2 separate regions of the Homo sapiens genome follow, and region 2 is linked to region 1. The links are chromatin loops, found by intact Hi-C in ENCODE. Cell type or tissue: heart right ventricle. All regions are shown on one strand. Each heading gives the region's core, and the rest is flanking DNA. Links, peaks and the distances in the headings are about the cores only.

Region 1 (4,337 bases), core at 121-4,120:
GGCAGGGATAAGAATAGTAGGAGATGGGAGAATGGCCACAGCAGAGGGTTGAAGTGAAAATTTTTAGGGAAGATTTCCTCTAAAGAAAGTAACATCTAGGCTGAAACTCAAAAAAAAAAAAAAAAAATAGAGACAAGCAAGTGAATGGGGACGCATTGAAGGGAAGTGTATTCTAAGTGCAGGGGTCAACATGTGCAACTACTAAATGATAGTTTAGCTACTAGAGGTTACAGTGCATAGCCCACTACAGGAATGTCATTTCACAGTGGTGAGAACACAGAGTGTGCTGGAAGACATAGTGAGTTAAGGCTGAAAATTAATTGCAACTTTGTAAACTGTGTTAAAGATTTTAGACTTTATCCTGAGGGTGGCAGAGGGAACAAACCTGAGAAAAGTAATCCAGGCAAAAAAGGTTGGTGCTGGAACTAGGAAGTAACAGCAAGGACAGAAAATACTGAGTAGATGAAAATAGGGTTGGAAAATAGAATTGGTTTGATAATTGAATGGGAGAGTGTGGAAAAGGGAAGGATGAAGGTCAGCTTTTTGGCTAGGGCATCAGGATGAATACTGAAGCCATTTCCAGGAAAGATGTATAAAGTATGAGGGCTGGAGGATGAGGTCAGACATCCCTGAAAAACAATCGAACATCTGGCAGAGAAGGAGACTTAAAAGACATGAAGAAGAGAGTGCCGGAGAGAAAAGAGGAAACCCAGAAAGATATTGCACTTGAAAACTGGAGACACAATGTTCCAGGAAAAAGTGAATGGTCCACAGTATAGATTGTTTTCAAAAGGTCCATTAAATAAGAATTGAGCATGTTTATTGGATTTAGCAAGAAAATGTTGGCTAGTCACCCTAGCAAGAGCAGTTTTAATGGAGTAGTAGGAATAGAAATCAGATTGTTGTGGGCTGAATAGTGAAAAGGAGGGGAAACCAAGAAACAGAAGCTTCAGTTTTAGCAAAGAGGAAAAGCAGCTAGGTTCTGATTGCAAGAGGCTAAGTAAGTTTGTAGATTGCTGGTAGATCAAGTTTGGTGGCTCCCTTTACATGGGGGGAAACCAAGTTACAGAGAAATGATAGCAAATGTTTATCTCTAAAGAGGTATATCAGTTATCATGTTGCATTGAAATTTTAGTACTTCCTTTATACTTTTTTGCATTTCATGTTATTGTATTTTTATAAATTTAAGGAGTACAGGTGCCATTTTGTTACGTGGATATATTACATGGGGTAAAGTCTGGGCTTTTAGTGTAACCATCACCTGAATAATTCATATTGTAGCCATTAAGTAATTTCTCATCTCTCAGGCCCCTCCCACCCTTCCTCCCTTCATGTCCAATGTGTATTATTCCACAGTCTATGTCCATGTATACACATTATTTAGCTCCCACTTATAAGTGAGAACACGTGGTATTTAACTTTCGGTGTCTGAGTTGTTTCACTTAATATAATGGCCTCCAGTTCCATGTACGTTGCTGCAAAAGATATGATTTTATTCTTTTTTTATGACTGAATAGTATTCCATTGTTGATATCTGCCACATTTTAAATTCAATCATCCATTGATGGACACTCAAGTTGATTGCATATCTTTGCTATTATGAATAGTGCTGCAATAAACATACAAGTACAGGTATCTTTTTGATATAATGGTTTCTTTTCCTTTAGGTAGATACCCAGTAGTGGGATTGCTAGATAGAATGCTAGTTCTATTTTTAGTTCTTTGAGAAACCCCCCTACTGTTTTCCATAGAGGTTGTACTAGTTGACATTCCCACCAACAGTGTGTAAGCATTCCCTTTTCTCTGCATCCTTGCCAACATCTGTTAATTTTTTGTCTTTTAAATATGTGCTTCCTTTATGTTGTAAAAATATTATTGTATGGACCAATGAGTCAGTCAAGGTTATGTATTAAGTATATTTTTTGAAGTATATACTTTCCTTTCAAAGAATTTGAATTCCAAGGAAGGAAAAAAGACAAAATGTTCCACACCCAAAAGTGACAGAAGCAGGTCTCCAAATTGTACAGGGAAGGTTATAAGATACTAAACAGTGCCTAAAATGAAATGAAGGCTATCAGGTTCTATAAATGTCTGGTGTGTGTTATCCGAAATCAAGTAGGAATAGTCTACAATTCAAACTAATAATAAAAACACATGCCAGGTGCAGTGGCTCACGCCTATAATCCCAGCTGTTTGAGAGGCCTAAGTAGGAGGATCTCTTGAGCCCAGGAGTGTGAGAACTGCCTTGGCAACATAGATCTCATCTCTACAAAAAAAAAAAAAAAAATATATATATATATATATATATATATATATATATATATATATATATATATATAGCTGAGCTTGGTGGTGTGTGCCTATGGTCCCACATACTTAGGAGGCTGAGATGGGAGGACTGCTTGAGCCCAGGAGGTCAAGGCTGCAGTGACCCTGGGTGACAGAGTAAGACCCTGTCTCAAAATAATAATAATAACAATAACAACAACAATAATAAACCTGATATGGTGTTTCCTGCTTTCAAAGGCTTTTGGGGGCAATCTCCTAAAGTACCAGCAGGTGGGGATATTACAAAAGAGGACGGCAATCACAACAGTGACTTGTTGTCATCACCAACATACAGGAATGAGATGTTAACAGATCAGCAATGGTGGTACCTCCTAAGCATACCTCCAAGTACGCTCCAGGAAATATGACCTTCCTCACTATCCCTAAGAAAAGAGGTTTCCTTTTCTTTGAAATATGTGATACAGTGATTGAGTTGAGTGAAACAATTATTAGTGTGTTTTGGTTTCCCTCATCTCAAATTTTGGAAATGTGGTTACATCATTTTTATAATTAATAATATATGTATAAATTAAGAGGATACAAATGCAATCAGTTACCCCCAAACACACTGTACTTCCAGAGATTAGTTTTAAAATAAAATATGTATTGGCTGGGCTTGGTGGCTCACGCCTGTAATCCCAGCACTTTGGGAAGCTGAGGCGGGCAGATCACTTGAGGCCAGGAGTTCGAGACCAGCCTGGCCAACATAGTGAGACCCTGTCTCTACTAAAAATACAAAAAATTAGCTGAGCATGGTGATGCATGCCTGAAATCCCAGCTATTCAGGAGGCTGAGGCAGGATAATTGCTTGAACCCAGGAGGTGGATGTTGCAGTGAGCCAAGATCATGCCACTGCACTCCAGCCTGGGCGACAGAGCAAGACCCTGTCTCAAATATATATATATCAATATAAATATTTTATTAAATATATATCTTATCAAATATATATATCTTATCAAATATATATATATATACACACACACACATATATATATTTTTTAAGGTAAATTCTGGTGTTTCCAATCTGTGGGATTAGAATTGTTCATAGATGTATGGCATCTATAACAACAAACTTCTACAGGGATGTTTAGGAGGGATTTTTTGTTTAATTTTGTTTTGTTAGTTGTTTGTTGCCTTGCCTAATAGTTCCTATATAATTTCATGTTAAATATAATTGCACTTGGCTGTCTAAGAGTTTGACGGGCTGATTTATAAACATAATTTCATTGGTTTGTTGATTGGTTGGATGGGTGGGTGTTTAGGGGCTTATAGATTGATATTTTTCTGAAATCAGTTTCTGGGTTTACAAGTAATATTTTGAATGTGCCAATTTTGTGTAACATTTTGAGGGAAGGATTTCTGGAACTACCCTAATTTAATGATAAATAGGCCTAGTAAATTATTGCCTGAAATTATTTTGTGTATGAAAAGGCAACTACCAGCAAAAGCATTCTAAAGACAAAAAAAAAAAACTAAGACTTTTTAGTGAATATAAACATGTACACATACATTTTGTAAAATCAAATTTATTTTATGGATTAACTTTCTACTGTCCCCCTTTATTTTAAGGGCACAATAATCATCTCCTGTTTAATACTTCTAAACCTGATTTTCTTAAGAATTGGCTCTTTCTCATCTTATAGACCTCAGGCCTTCTCATTAGGAGATTGCACAGAAAATGTAATCCTAGGAAAAGTAAAAAGACAGAGGATTTCATTCAACCATTGGGGTCTATTAAGAAATAAGTTTTTTTTTGGGAGGCCGAGGCAGGCGGATCTTGAGGTCAGGAGTTCAAGGCCAGCCTGGCCAACATAGTAAAACCCTGTCTCTACTGAAAATACAAAAAAAATTAGCCGGGCATGGTGGCAGGTGCCTGTAATCCCAGCTACTCAGGAGGCTGAGGCAGGAGAATTGCTTGAACCAGGAGGCGGAGGTTGCAGTGAGTGGAGATCGTGCTACTGCGCTCCAGCCTGGCTGACAGTGTAAAACTCTGTCTCAAATTTTAAAAA
Region 2 (4,337 bases), core at 221-4,220, 140 kb after region 1:
CAAATTAAGCTCTGTCCACTGATTTGCTTCCTGGTTCCATAGCATATTTTTCTTTAGTTCACACTGTATCCATATTCAACCTATTGTTCAAGAGACTCTCATTTAGAATTCTTAGGAATATTGTTTGGATGGGCATGATTTGCAATATGTTATCATTCTAGAACTTTGGCGCTGCTTATCTTTATTTCTTGGAAGGCTTGTTTTATTTGCTGTTCAGTCTACTAATCAGAAAACAGAAAGCTAGCCTTTTCTGTGGCATAGAAAACTTTCATGTGGCTGGCTTTAAAGAAAAAAAAATTTCTCTTCAGTTACTTTATAATGAAAGCACTGTCTTTATTCTTCTTTATTACCTGTAGGCCCAGTGGACAGTTGGAAAACTGAATTGTCCTTTCTGTGGGGCCCGTTTAGGGGGCTTTAATTTTGTCAGCACTCCAAAATGTTCCTGTGGCCAGCTTGCAGCTGTACATCTCTCCAAGAGCCGGACTGATTATCAGCCAACACAGGCAGGCAGACTAATGAGACCATCAGTGAAATACTTGTCACATCCTAGAGTTCAGTCAGGTTGTGACAAGGAAGCTCTGCTGACAGGTGGTGGCTCTGAAAACAGAAATCACAGGCTTTTAAACATGGCCCGAAATAATAATGACCCTGGAAGATTAACAGAAGCACTCTGCCTGGAGGTGCGACCAACATATTTTGAGATGAAGAACGAAAAACTGCTGTCCAAAGCATCAGAACCAAAATACCAGCTTTTTGTTCCCCAGCTTGTGACTGGCAGATGCGCTACAAGAGCTTTTCATAGAAAATCACATAGTTTGGATCTGAACATCAGTGAGAAACTGACTTTATTACCCACTTTATATGAAATACATAGTAAGACTACTGCCTATTCCAGACTAAATGAAACACAGCCTATTGACCTTTCAGGCTTGCCTTTACAATCTAGTAAAAATAGCTATTCCTTTCAGAATCCATCCAGTTTTGATCCTAGTATGCTGCTGCAAAGATTTTCAGTGGCCCCCCATGAGACCCAGACACAAAGAGGAGGAGAATTTCAGTGTGGTCTAGAAGCTGCTTCAGTGTATTCTGACCATACTAATACTAACAATCTGACTTTCCTGATGGACCTGCCCTCAGCTGGCAGGAGCATGCCGGAGGCCTCAGACCAGGAAGAGCACCTCTCCCCTCTGGACTTCCTGCACTCAGCCAATTTTTCATTGGGCAGCATTAATCAGAGGCTTAATAAGAGAGAAAGGAGCAAGTTGAAGAATCTAAGAAGGAAACAACGAAGGCGTGAAAGATGGCTACAGAAGCAGGTAATATTTTTCAAAAGAGTTTACTAAAAATCTGTATTATAAATACTGGAGTTTGGGGAGTGGAGCTAACTTTCAACATCTGTATAATAAAAACTTGGTTTTAGTAATTCTGGAAATGCTATTTCTCTCTGAGTGCACTCAGTAATCATGCAGCCATATTATAATTGGCATGTATAACCCAGTCTCTATGCTTCATGCATGTTTAGAAAAAACCTCTTTTGTGCAATTTTTCGCAATTCTAATATTTTAGAGGGATATTAATCTCTAATTAACACTGGATTGTTTTTTACTATATTTTAAATGTATGACATATTAGGATTGTTTTGCAGCGGTTTTATTTTGGGTTGAAAAAATGTTTTTTTTAAATTTTGGGTTGAAAAAATGTTTCAGTAAATTCAATCAGGTGACAAAGTCATTCACTTTTCATCACATTTATAATAGCTTAAGTGGGTATTTCAAGAAGCCTTAATCATGGGCTCACACGATCTAGTTATGATTAACTGTGCTAAATTGTGAAAATTATCTAAAGGGTAATTTACCCTTATTGTAATTTCGTAGGAGACTATGCTTCTCTATGATTTGATCTACTTCAGTACCCATAGTAATATGCTCCAGAGTAGGATGTGCGAAGGAACTGAACAGTAAATGTTAGGTGCTGTGGAAAGAAAGCAATTAAAGCCAATGGATGAGATGCTCATGAACATTTGAAAGTTCGAACCAATATGTTTCTGAATAAACTTTTTTTTTTGCAAATTGACTTTATTATCTACTTATTCATAATAGTGTCCTTATTAATCAGTGTGTTGTAAACAGAACTAAAATACAGAAAGCTGCAACTTGATATATTAGTTTTTTCTTTTAAAAATAGTTAAGTGAACTCATTATGGCTTATTCTAGTTTTGACTCAATGAAATAAAACTACTGCATTGAATGCTTCAGATTGAGTGTTTTTGTCATCTTTCAGTTACATAGTATAATTATTTCTATAGGTAATTTTTTATTATATTTTTGGTTGCTAAAACGCATTTCAGTTTGGTTTGTTTACAAGTGATAGTATAATGTGACATCAAAGTATATATTACAGAATGTAAAAAATGAATGTGTTTTAGCATCATTATAACATACTTCATAGTTTAACTTAAACTGTAAAATTCAAAATTTTCATTGAGACTCGAGCTATACATAGGTAAATTGGAAGTGATCATATGTTAAGTGAATATTCAGAAAGAATATTTTCAAAATGATTAATGTAATGTGGAGGGCTCTAAAATCTGTAGCAAATAGAAATGAAAAAGAAGTATGAAAATTATACTTTGTACTGTAAATATATGCAGATAACATCTGCAATTTAAAAATGTGTTTAATTCTTAGGCTAGGTAGTTTTGAAAACCTCAGCTACATGATTGATCATTTTCCATCATAGGAATACTCTTATACACAGTTTAGAGCAAAGCAAGTACAAAGTTAATGTGTTTTTTTTTTGTATAGATGAAGTTATTTGTATTCATTCACATACATATGATATAGCTTAATTGATCAGAATTAATGAGTCTTAGACCTGTTGTCACAGGTCAGTGTAGGGAGTGACATGGCAGGATCCTACAGAGTTTGATTGGTAGCACAGAAGCTACAGGCAAACAAATACCCAGTGTTTATTTAGCACAGTAAATTTTAAAGTGTATGGCAGCACAGAAATTTTGTGTTAGTGATATAAGTATACATCGCAGTTAGAACCAGAATAATTACAATTTTTAAGTCTGTTTTGCTAATTCAAGCAAAAAGACAAATCCTAGAAAGAGTAAATATCTGAGATAAATTAATGGCATAGCTGTGCAGTTCATTCCATATTTAATAAAGATTATGTAAACACTTACTAAAGCTTGTTTGTGATACTGTGTCTTTGAGTAATGACTTCAGTACAGATCAATCTTGCCCTTTTTAAAATGAGGATAAACATACAATATGTAAAGTAAAAGTTACTATTATTAATGATAGTTTTTTAAAAATTTAAAATAATTGGTTGATATATCTGGATTTCCAACTTTCACTTGAAGTTTTTAATAAATGTTTGTAAGCTAGACATCTTTCAGTAATCTATGCCATGACAGAAAGTATTAATGACAGTACAGAAAGTTATTTAAATATTTGAATCTTAGGGATGTAAATGAGATTGATATTAAAGCAGACATTACAGCCAGTTTTCAGGGTTTTTGTTTAGCAAAAGTTAATTGAGCATCTACTTTGGGGAAAGACGTAGCACTGAGCCACATTTAACCAGCAAACCTCTTTTTTATCCAGCATAGTCCTTTTGTTTTTCATTTTTATTTTTTAAATTATCATGCAATAAAATTATTCTCTACATACAGCTTTATGACTTACACACATGTAAAGGTTTATATAATGACCAACACAATGGACATACAGAACATTTTGATCACTCTCAAAACTCTCTTGTGCTATATACCTTTATAATCACATGCTCATCCCGTCCCTAATCCCTGAAAACCACTGATGTGTTCTCCATTATTTTAGTTTTGTCTTTTTGATAATGTTGTAAAATATTAATATACTGTTAAAATATAGAATCCTATAGTATACAACCTTGAGACTGGCCTCTTTTACTCAGTAAAATTGCCTATAGATTCATGCAAGTTGTTTGCATATATTTATAGTTTGTTCTTTTTTATTGCTCAGTAGTATTCCATTGTATGAATGATCCACAGTTTATCCATTCAGCTGCTGAAGGACAAGTGGATTGTTTTAGGTTTTGCAAATTATGAATAGAACTTTTACAGACATTCATGTGCTTATTTTTGTGTGAACCTAATTTTTTATTTCTCTAGGGTAAATACTCAGGAGTGGGATTGCTGGATCATATGGTAAGTATATATTTACTTATATGAGAAATTGTCAAATTGTTTTCCAGAATGGCTGTACCATTTTGCATTCCAAGCAGCAAAGACTTCCATTTTCTGTGCGTCCTTGAAAGCAAGCACTGGTATTCTCAGTGTTTTAAAATTT

Evidence for each region. A loop is a pair of places that touch in the nucleus more often than their neighbours do. Peaks named below come from ENCODE experiments on the same cell type or tissue, not always from the same donor. Only the 100,000 strongest peaks of a DNase experiment are listed, where the experiment ranks them.
Region 2: it touches region 1 in a loop (3-fold over the local background); 29 of 110 quality-filtered maps call a loop at or near these places.

Annotation. Positions count from the first base shown.
Region 1 is chr5:64,072,166-64,076,502 of GRCh38, forward strand. No RefSeq gene overlaps it. Among named protein-coding and RNA genes, the nearest start is that of RNF180, 92 kb to the right of the region's middle. In heart right ventricle, for the core only: a CTCF peak has its summit at 2,554 (motif pointing right); no DNase peak of the experiment used is centred there.
Region 2 is chr5:64,213,202-64,217,538 of GRCh38, forward strand. RNF180 (ring finger protein 180) reads left to right here. Exons shown (of 8, transcript NM_001113561.2): 4 at 357-1,316; 5 at 4,160-4,195. Among named protein-coding and RNA genes, the nearest start is that of RNF180, 50 kb to the left of the region's middle. In heart right ventricle, for the core only: no CTCF peak of the experiment used is centred there; no DNase peak of the experiment used is centred there; H3K27ac peaks cover 411 bases.